Linked DNA regions of Homo sapiens: region 2 is linked to region 1. The links are chromatin loops, found by intact Hi-C in ENCODE. Cell type or tissue: endothelial cell of umbilical vein. All regions are shown on one strand. Links, peaks and the distances in the headings refer to the core of each region. The heading gives the core; the rest is flanking DNA.

Region 1 (5,381 bases), core at 96-5,095:
CAGCCTGGGCAACAGAGTGAGACCCTATCTCCAAATACTAAAAAAGTATAGCCATTTTGAAAATCAGTATGGAGGTTCCTCAAAAATTTTAAAATAGAACTACCACAGGGTACAGTGGATCACACCTGTAATCCCAGCACTTTGGGAGGCCAAGGTGGGTGGATCACCTGAGATCAGGAGTTCAAGAACAGCTTGGCCAACATGGCAAAACCCCGTCTCTACTAAAAATACAAAAATTAGCTGGGTGTGGTGGCACTTGCCTATAATCCCAGCTACTCTGGAGGCTGAAGCATGAGAATCGCTTGAACCCGGGAGGCAGAGGTTGCGGTGAGCCGAGATTGTGACACTGCACTCCAGCCTGGGGGATACAGCGAGACTCTGTCTCAAGAAAAAAAAAAAAAAATAGAACTACCATGTGATCCAGCAATCCCACTTCTGGGCATATATCCAAAGGAAATGAGTTGAAGAGATGTCTGCACTCTCATGTTCATTGCAGCGTTATTCACAATAGCCAAGAAATGGAAACAATCTTTTAAGTGTTCATTCACAAAAGAATGGACAAAGAAATTGTGGTAGGGTGAGGTGCAGTGGCTCACACCTGTAATCTCAGCATTTTGGGAGACTGAGCAGGAGGATCACTTGAGCTCAGGAATTCAAGACCACCCTGGGCAATATAGTAAGACCCTGTCTCTACAAAAAAATAAAAAATAGCTGGGCATGGTGCATGCCTATAGTCCTAGCTACTAGGGAAGCTGAGGCAGAAGCATGGCTTGAGCCCAAGGAGTTTGGGGCTGCAATGAGCACTCCAGCCAGGGTGGCAGAGCAGAGTGAAATGCTGTCTCCAAAAAAACAAAAACAAAGAAATCATGGCACATATATATATATATATATATATATATATATATATATGCATGGCATATATATATATATATATATATACATACACACACACAAATATAAAATGGTATATCATGTATGTGTGTATCTGTATATCACACATATATCTGTGATATAGATATTCCATTGTATATGTGTGTGTGTATTCACATATATAGATACACACACATGTGTATACAATGAAATACTACCCAGCCTGTAAAAAGGAGGAAGTCTTGCCATTTGTGACAACATGAATGCAACTGGAGGGCATTATTCTGAGTGAAATAAGTCAGAGACAAATACTGCATGATCTCACATATGTGGAATCTAAGAAAGTCAAACGCATAAAAAGAGTAAAAAAGTAGTTACCAGGAGTCAGGTGTGGGGGTAGGGAAATGGGAAGATGTTGGTAAGAGGGAACAAACTTGCAGTCATAAGTAAATTGTGGAGACCGAATATACAGCATGGTGACTATAATAATAATGAATTGCATACTAGGAAAAAAGTTTTTAAATGGGTGTAGAGTTTTGATTTTGCTAGATGAAGAGTTCTGGAGATTGGTCGCACAACAGTGTGAATGTACTTGACACAACTGAACTGCACACTTATAATTAAAGGCTGAGTGCGGTGGCTCACACCTGTAATCCTAGCACTTTGGGAGGCCAAGGCAGGCAGATCACCTGAGGTCAGGAGTTCGAGACCAGCCTGGCCAATATGTCAAAGCCTTGTCTCTACTAAAATTATAAAAATTAGCCAGGCGTGGTGGCACACACCTGTAATCCCAGCTACTCAGGAAGCTGAGGCAGGAGAATCACTTGAACCTGGGAGGTGGAGGTTGCAGTGAGCCGAGATCACACCACCACACTCCAGCCTGGGCAATAGATGGAGACTCCGTCTGAAAAAAAAATAAAAATGAAAGCAACTTGTGAAGAGAGAAAAAACAGTGTTAACAGCTGAGGAATGAAATTATCGTCTGTTTGTTTCCTATCCCTAGCATTTGATGATTACAGCTTATTTTCTTTTTCCAGAAGTTTTGGTGCTTGCTTGCCAGCAGGTTGTTCCCAGAGATTGTCTGTGTTCTAGAAAGTGACGTCATTTTGCATGGTAGAGAGCAGCTGGATAGAAATAGGCCTGCCTATCTCACGGCAGGGCGGAGTCTTGGAATGCGGAGTCTTTCATTCAAATCATACTGAACTTCCTGATGTGAAATCAGCCATCATCTCACAAGCTTATCTCATCAATTTCCTGGTAGAAGCAGCTGTGCTGCCAGGGATAGAATCCTCTGGCCAGCCATTATTAGATCTGAAAAAGCACCCCTTGTTTTCCCTTTAGTGCTCAAGCCTTAGTGTCTGCCAGTTTGAATGGCAGTGGAGTTTAGGGATTTGTATGTACTTAAACTGAATAAGGTAGAGAGCCTAATGGTCATGACAGAATTGACAGACACCCTCTCTGTGGAGTGTTGGATCACATATGCATTGCCTCTGATCAGTCTGCTTGCTTGAAACTAATGTCAAAGACAATGTCTAGTGTTGCCTCTTACCTTTAATAGGAAACTAGAAATAGAACCCTTGGTCACCTGTGCAGAGATTTGCCATCAGAGAACTTCATCTGTCCTTTAATACTTTTGCTGTGTCCTGGAAATGATTTCTTTACTTGTCTTCCAGGATATGTCACTCATTCCTACCAACTAATAATAAGCATATCTAAATCTTGTAGACCACTTTGCAATTTACAAAGTTATGTATCTATTATCTCATTTAATCTTGATAGCAGAACTAAAAGGCGATAGTCTTATCCCCATTTTGTGGAGAAGGAATCATAGCTTCAGATCATATACCACCTGTAAGCAGCTATGATCGTTATATCCCTGATGACAATACCTTAGTTCCACATTGAACCAGTTGAAGATGTTAATTATATTATCTAACAAAGTCTCTTTAGTGTGATGTAGGAAATACCTCACACAAAGGACCATTTTACTATATATAATATAACATCATGTTGTATACCTTAAATATATATAATAACTTTTTTTAAGACAGGAAAAAGAGGCCTTTAAGAGGCCTACTGGAAGTAGACCGGAGATCTCAATGTCATGAACATTGAAGAACATATATTTTTGTTGTCATTATGGTTTTATTGTGGTTGTTTGGAAACAACACAAGTCATATGGACTGAAACTGTTAATTGTTTCTTGTGGCGTGCATGATCATTCTGATTTTTCTATAAAGAGTAGAGATAGATAGACGTGTTTCCTTTTCATCATTTGCAAGCATTGTCTAGATTATGGGGAGGCAACTGCCACTGTTAGATTTCAATAATATAAAAAGAATAGAAATCAGGCCCAGGGGAAAAATCCACTCACTTTGGTAGTAGAACTACATCAAGAAAGCTCAGGGGCAAGGAGACAACAGGCAAGGAGACAGTTTCTCCTATGGAGACAGACTAGGTTCTATCAGCAATTCTGGTATCCTGTGTCATTGCCAGCAGGCACCCTGAAGGGAATGAGATGAACCACAAGAGAATGTGTTGGTAAGAATATATCCTTTGCAACCTTACTGCAGAATGGGGAATTTCTTTTGAGCTTGATCCGTTTTTGTTCCCTAGAGTCAAAAATATGTTTTCTTGAGGAATCTCAAGAGTAGAATCTTTGGGTGTGGATTGGGGAGAGGAGTGCGCAGAGAACAGGACAACAATGAAGGCTGGTTTTAGAGAGGTAGAGCAAAGATGCCGTAAACAAGCATAGTAGTTAGAGTATTGTGAGATGAAATTTGGGAGTTACCCTTCAGGCCTTTATCATCATAAGAGTCATTTTCTTTCTGGTGCTAGCAGCATTCTTCTGTTAAGGTAGGTCCCCTGTGTCTGTCTTCTTGAAAGTGGGAGTTCAAACTTTCTCTCTTTTCTTTCTTCTCATCATGACTAGAGTATACCTGAGCAGATATTTGTGTTTGTACATTCTAGTTCAGTGATATTCATGTTTTAATCATTGGAAAGCTTTAAAGAAATATCAGTGCATGTATCATTTTTTTAAAAGCCCCCCACATGATTCTAATATATAGCCAAGGTTGACACTGTTCAAGAGCAGTGTTTATCAAACTTTAATGTGAAAATGAATCATCTGGGGATCTCGTTAAAAGATGGTTTCTGCTTTCAGTAGATCCAGGATAGAGCCTAAAATTCTGCATTTTCAACATGCAGAACACTTTGAGCAGCAAATTCCAGAACAATGGCTCTCAAACTGGTATACAAAAAAAAAAAAAAAAAAAAATCAGCTGAGGAGCTTAAAAAAAAAAAAAAGGCAATCCCCACTCAGATCAATTCAGTAAGAATCTATAGGAGAGAAACTGAGGGTTTGAACATCAGCTAGATGGTGAAATTGAACTTTATAGCACTCATCACCTCACAGAAATATCAATGTAAACAACTATCCATGCATGAAAATACCTTCACAAGAACTAGGGAAATCAGATGAGGGAGTACAGCAATGAGGTATCATGTAGAAATAAGAAAAGATACATTGAAGAGGGCAGGAAAGACAGTTTTACGTTACCCTCGTCACACTTCCCCAAACCTCAGACAGCACAGCATGGAGAAAGATACCCTCTGTGTGAGGGAAGGAGAGTGAGTACCGGACGTTGCCTCATTCCTCAACACTGGGCCTGTCCCAGTAAAACCCATCACTGGGTAGGCCCCATGGTCCCTGACTCCAGGCCTGTACCTACAGACTAGGCTTCCAAGTCCACCACAGTGCCAAGCTAGATCCTGCAGCCCCAGGCTCCAGGCCTGCTCAGTGGACCCTGCCTCCAGGCCAGCCCCTGCAGACCTAGTCTGCAGGCCCACCCCAGGTTCCAGAACAGCCCAGAGGCAGGTCAGCCCACACAACCCCAGGCTTTAAGCCTGCCCCAGTGCCACGGCAGAAGCCTAGGCCTCAGGCACCAAGCCATCACCTTCAGACACGGGCTCCAGGCCAGGCTGATCCTCGTGACCCCACCCTGTAGGGGAGCCTCTGCAGCCCTACACTCCAGCAGCTCTGGGGTTCAGCCCTGTTCTAGCAGATCCAGGGTCCAGGCTCATCCCAGTAGACCCCAGCACTGGGCTGGAACCCATGGACACAGGCTCTAGGAACATCCATGTGGACCAAGGTTCCAAGCTGGCTCTCACGGCTCCAGGACCTACATTAGCCCTCAAAAACCTAGCCTCCAGACCTAACCTCCAGGCATATCCCCATGGACCCAGTCTTCAGGCCAGTCCCCAGGATTCCAGGTACCATGCCAGTACCCATGATCCCAGGCTCCAGACCAGCCCCTACAGATCCAAGCTTCATTCCTGCCCTAATACCAGGCTGGCCCCAGGCTCCAGGCCAGTCCCCATAGACCCAACCTCCAGTGGACCCAGAATCCAAACCTGCTTCAGCAGACCCATGGTCCAGACCCACTCCTGTAGACACCAGTGCCAGGACAGTCTCCATGAACCATGTCTCCAGGACCACTCCTGGTGACCCA
Region 2 (5,381 bases), core at 64-5,063, 87 kb after region 1:
CAATTTAGGACAACACTAGCATTCAAACAAAAATGGAGGTGAGGTAAAGCCCCTCTGAGGCCAGAAAGAGATCAGCAGAGTTTAAAAAACAAAAAACCAGTTTCCTCAGAAGCAAGCGTGTTCTCCTAAATCCGGTCTAGAGCTCATTTCTCCTTTAGTCTCAGTGAGAATATCTCTCTGATAACAAAGGGTCCTCCTGACTTGGATTAGGACTAACCTGATAACTAAGTGAATTACCATGGGCCGAGTCAGAAGGCCTGGATTCTGATTGCTGTGTTACCTCAGATAAGTCACTCTCCATCTCTGGACTTCTATTTCCTTGGCTATGAAATGTTCTGAGGTTCAGAGATTCAGGAGGGCTGCACTAGGCAGCCCCAGCAGGCTGATCCCTTGCCTGGCAACACACAGTGGCCCTGGAGATAGTGCCTCAGGCAACAAGATAGTCTTCCTTAGGCCCTTGTGTGGCAGGGGAGAACATGCCAGGGTCTCTTGTGAATAGGTCTAAGGATGCTATGAGTCATGTGGAATATATTTCCACCAACAACATTGAGTCACTGGTTATCTTCTTAAATGAACCAAACACAAAGCTCGATGGAAGCCACTGTGGCAGAAAGGGAGGGGGAGCCCTGGTGCAGCTCATTCTCTCTCTTGAAGCTGTCAGTTGATTCTTTCATGAGCTCATCTCCTCTTGCCCTCAACTATGGTTTGTTTCTTTAGGATACTGGTGTATCCTTTTCCCTCTTCCCATCTAGTTTTATGACATTGCCTGAGAATGCCCTGTGGCCTTGCCTTTAACCTCCCTGCAGCTGTTTTATCACCAGAAATCAAAAGGAACCCTGCCCAGCAGTGGAAAGCCTTGTTTCTATTCCAGTTCACCTGAGGCCATTACCTGCCATCAATAATGATGCCTTGGAAAGACAGTGGTTCTCAGTGTGAGCAGGATCATGTTCCCTTGGGTGGGAGGAGAAGGGGAGCAAATCAGAAACTTTAAAGGGGCCTTTTCTTTTCTTTTTTTTTTTTTTTTGAGATGGAGTTTTGCTCTCGTCAGCCAGGCTGAAGTGCAGTGGCACGATCTTGGCGCACTGCCACCTCTGCCTCCTGGGTTCAAGCAATTCTCCTGCCTCAGCCTCTCCCAAGTAATTGGGATTACACGCCGACACCACCATGCCTGGCTAATTTTTTTTTTTTTTTTTTGTATTTTTAGTAGAGATGGGGTTTCACCATGTTGGCCATGGTGGTCTCGAACTCTTGACCTCAGGTGATCCACCCACCTCGACCTCCCAAAGTGCTGGGATTACAGGCGTGAGCCACCGCGCCCGGCCCAAAGGGGCCATTTCAAACCACAGGAGCACCCCCAACACATACAGATTCTGACGGGCTCCCCCTGGAAGATGTTCCCCTCTCTGCCACATTGAGAATCACTGCCCAGAGCCATGTTATCCCTTTGTAATATCTCCTTTAGTCCAATATGTACAGTCCCTGAATTTTGGACACAGACAAGCAGAGAAACATGGAAGACGTGATGCGTGAATCCAGGCCCAGGGAGTGATCAGTGAGTAAGGGGCAAAAGGTTTGCATCCACATCCTGCTGAAGCCTGTGGAAGGTGGGAGTTGGAACAGTGAGAGGCAGAGAAGTGCTCACTCACTCTCTCCCACACACCGTGTGGCATTTCGCTGTGGGAAGCAGAGTGAAGACGAGCTTGATTTGGTAGATCCATCTTAATTATTCACTCTACATGATGTCTTTTTTCCTTTCGTTTTTCTTGGCAAACATTTGGGCAGAGTAGGGTTGGTGGGAGTGAGGGGATGGGTTCTTATTAACTTCCAGGCTAAGACTCACCTTCCCTTTGGTCTGAGGAAGGCAGTCCATCCTGCTGTGGTTAGAAGATGGCTTTTGAATTTTCTTAGGACAGCTTCTTAAATTTTAATCTATACACAAATCACCTGGGGATCTTGTTAAAAGGTGTAGGTGGAAGTGTAGGATGGGCCTATATTCTTTATCTCCAATAAGCTCTCAAGTGATGCTGATACCCCTGATATGTGGGCTACACTTTGAGTAGCAAGCGCTGAGGAGAGAAGATGGCTTGGTTGCTCCCTCATTTCTGTTTGTTAATTGCTTGAATCTTCAAGCCCAAGCCTCTCAGAGTTACCTGCTAGGACCCCTTCCTACCACCTCCTAGAAGTTGCACTGTCAACAGCCCTCTTCCTGTTGAGCATTTTTACATGATCAAGTGGACAAGGAATCCTCTGTTTCATTCTTCAGCCCGAAAACAGAAACAATGGAAACCTCCAACTGTCCAGGGAGGGGTCAATTTCTTTTTGGTTCAGACTGTTCGAATTTAAAGGAATTTTACTACATTTTCATTACTCCCCTAGGGATGCTGGACCATAAAAGTTAAAATAACAAGCGTTTAATTGTCTCAGAGTGTCTATGGGTCAGGAATTCAAGAGCAGCTTAGCTGGGTGGTTCTGGCTCAGGGTCAATCACGAGGTTGCAGTCAGGAGGTTGGCTGGGGCTGCAGTGATCCACAGGCTTGACTGGAGGTGGGGACTTCATTTCCATGATGGGTCATTCAAATGGCTGTTGGCCGAAAGCCTCAGTTCCTTGCTGGCTGTTGGCAAAGGCCCCAGTTCCTCACCACATGGACCTTTCTATAGGACTGCTGAAGCAACCTCAAGAAGAATGAGTGATCCAAGGGCAAGAGAACAAGGAGGAAGCTGCAATGACTTTATGATCTCAGAAGTCAGACACTCACTCATGCTTTATTCTATTGATAGAAGTGAGTCACCAAGTCTAAGCCATACTCAGAGAAGGAATTAAGCTCTACCTCATGAAATTAGGATTATCAAAGAATCTGTGGAAATATTTTTAAATCACCAGAGATGCTCCCTGGCCAAGGAGCCACCATGGTAGGTGACCCACTCAAGGGACTGATGCTCCTCATAATCTTACAGGTCTTCTAAGAAGAGCAATAAAGACCACACTCCTTGTGAAGACATTTCAAAATGGAAAGTCATCAATTCCATTCCACTGTGACAGGGTCCATCCAACTAGTGAAACTGCAAAGCATTTATAGTGCAAGGAGGGCAGAATATCATAGTGATGAAGAGCCAAGTTTAGGGGTCTCACAGTGCTGAAGTTGAATCCTGGCTCTTTCACTTAGTTGTACGTCCATGAGAAAATCACTAAAGCCTCAGCTTCTCTATCTGTAATAATGGGGATAATAACAGTACCTATCTCAAAGTGTCATGTGAGAATTAAATAAGTTATTGCATGTAAAGTGTGTAACACCTGGACTGGCAGATCGTAAGTGCTCAATACATGTCAGCTACTATTTGCTCTTGTTTTTGATATCCTGCTTCCACCTGAGGCAACAGCTTTCTGTATTTAAAGAGGTGCTGGCCCCAGGTTTCTGCTTCATTTGTGTGCTTCTTTCACCAGTGCCTCTTGTTGCAATTTTTTTTTTTTTTTTTTTTTTTTTTTTGAGACAAGGTCTCTCCGATTGCCCAGGCTAGAGTGCAGTAGCACAATCTCGGCTCACTCTTCTTACACTTTATTCCATTTCAAAGGTCTGGTTGACCTCGGTAACTGCAGGCTGTTTCCACATATGGACAGATTCTCTTGGTAAGTTGAGGCTGAACTCTTCCTGGGCTAGTTCCTTCACCCACCATTCTACTTAAGAAGGAACATCAGCTGGCATCCAAGGCGGAGAGAGGCCCAGTTTGCCAGTCTCTGATGGCATAGTTTTCTTTTTCGGCACCAGATCGACTGGGGCTGGCTCCTTCCAAAGCTCAGCACTGTGGGGTGATGCTTTTACCAGGAAACAGCCATTTCTGACTTGAGCTACAGGAGGAAACTGGCATATTTTTAACTGAACCTCAAGTCAGTTCAGGGCAAAGTACCTGAAAGAGTTTCCAGGGAAATGGAGAATGTATTTGTTCTACATTATGTTTTAGGATTTTTTTTTAATGTAGTAAAAGTATCCTGACAAAGATTTTGATAGGCTTACAATACATATTTCTATCTTTAAAGCAATCAAAGAAATCCTTTATAGTTTATTCTCTGTTTTCTCTCCAGGTATTTAGTCTTCCTGCAGATCAAAAGGGATCTCTACCATGGCCGACTCCTCTGTAAAACATCGGATGCTGCCTTGTTAGCAGCTTACATCCTTCAAGGTAATGACTTTTGACAGGATAAGTTTGCTTTTCATGCCAAGTACTGATTACATTATTTTCAGTTAGCACTGATGACTCCTTCTTGAATCTAAACATTATCTAGGCCAGGTGCTGTGGCTCACGCTTGTAGTCCTAGCACTTTGGGAGGCCGAGGTGGGCAGATCACCTGAGGTTAGGAGTTCGAGACCAGACTGGCCAACATGGTGAAACCCCGTCTCTACTAAAAATACGAAAGTTAGCCAGTGTGGTGGCACACACCTGTAGTCCCAGCTACTCGGGAGGCCAAGGTGCAAGAATTGCTTGAACCCAGGAGGTGGCGGTTGCAGTGAGCCGAGATTGCACCACTGCACTCCAGCCTGGGCAACAGACCAAGACTCCATCTCCAAATAAATAAATACATAAACAAACAAACAAACAGTATCTAACTTGAAGCAGAGTTCAAGTTAGAGAGTTTTTTTTGTTTGTTTTGTTTTGTTTTTTTTGAGATGGAGTCTTGCTTTGTGGCCTAGTCTGGAGTGCAGTGGTGCAATCTCGGCTCACTGCAACCTCTGCCCCCCAGGTTCAAGCTATTCTTCTGTCTCAGCCTCCTGAGTAGCTGGGACTGCGGGCGCCCACCACCATGCCCAGCTAATTTTTTTTTTGTATTTTTAGTAGAGATGGAGTTTCACCGTGTTGGCCAGGCTGGTCTCGAACCCCTGACCTCAGGTGATCCACCTGCCTCAGCCTCCCGAAGTGCTGGTATTACAGGTGTGAGCCACCACACCCAGCCAAGTTAGAGGATTTTGCTTGGATTTCCTAGAGCCAGAAAACACTGAACACTCAACCCTAAACTGCGCCTGAGATCTTACTACCAGCCCCTTAAAGTCATTCTGACTCTGTTTTAGGGATTTGTCCTGGGCCCCTGGTTGATAAAGTCCCTGAGACTCTGGAGTGTAATCAGACTTGATTTTTTCCCCATCCTCTCAGGCAAATCTCCAAGATATGAAGCATCTTAGAATTCTAGTATCTATTTCAGAGACCTTTTAGTTCAGTGTGCTCAAAGTTGAAAGTGTTTCCAAGTAACAAGCACATTTCCTAACAGGCTAATAAGTAAGAGTTGAGGCTTACCCAGCTGAGGCCCAGACTGGGTTTTTTTGCAAAACAGTGGGAGAGATATGCACTCTTCACACACGTCCCCTTCTCCTGAGATGCAGAGACACTTAAGT

The links. Peaks named below come from ENCODE experiments on the same cell type or tissue, not always from the same donor. Only the 100,000 strongest peaks of a DNase experiment are listed, where the experiment ranks them.
Region 2: a loop joins it to region 1, with 11 times the contacts of the local background. A loop is called at or near these places in 3 of 110 quality-filtered maps.

The regions. Positions count from the first base shown.
Region 1 is chr15:43,995,482-44,000,862 of GRCh38, reverse strand. The region is part of intron 1 of FRMD5 (FERM domain containing 5); the gene reads left to right. Among named protein-coding and RNA genes, the nearest start is that of WDR76, 170 kb to the right of the region's middle. In endothelial cell of umbilical vein, for the core only: no CTCF peak of the experiment used is centred there; DNase peaks (open chromatin) are centred at 472 and 2,022; H3K27ac peaks cover 1,600 bases.
Region 2 is chr15:43,908,677-43,914,057 of GRCh38, reverse strand. FRMD5 (FERM domain containing 5) reads left to right here. Exons shown (of 14, transcript NM_032892.5): 5 at 4,079-4,176. Among named protein-coding and RNA genes, the nearest start is that of WDR76, 84 kb to the right of the region's middle. In endothelial cell of umbilical vein, for the core only: no CTCF peak of the experiment used is centred there; DNase peaks (open chromatin) are centred at 637 and 2,627; H3K27ac peaks cover 3,042 bases.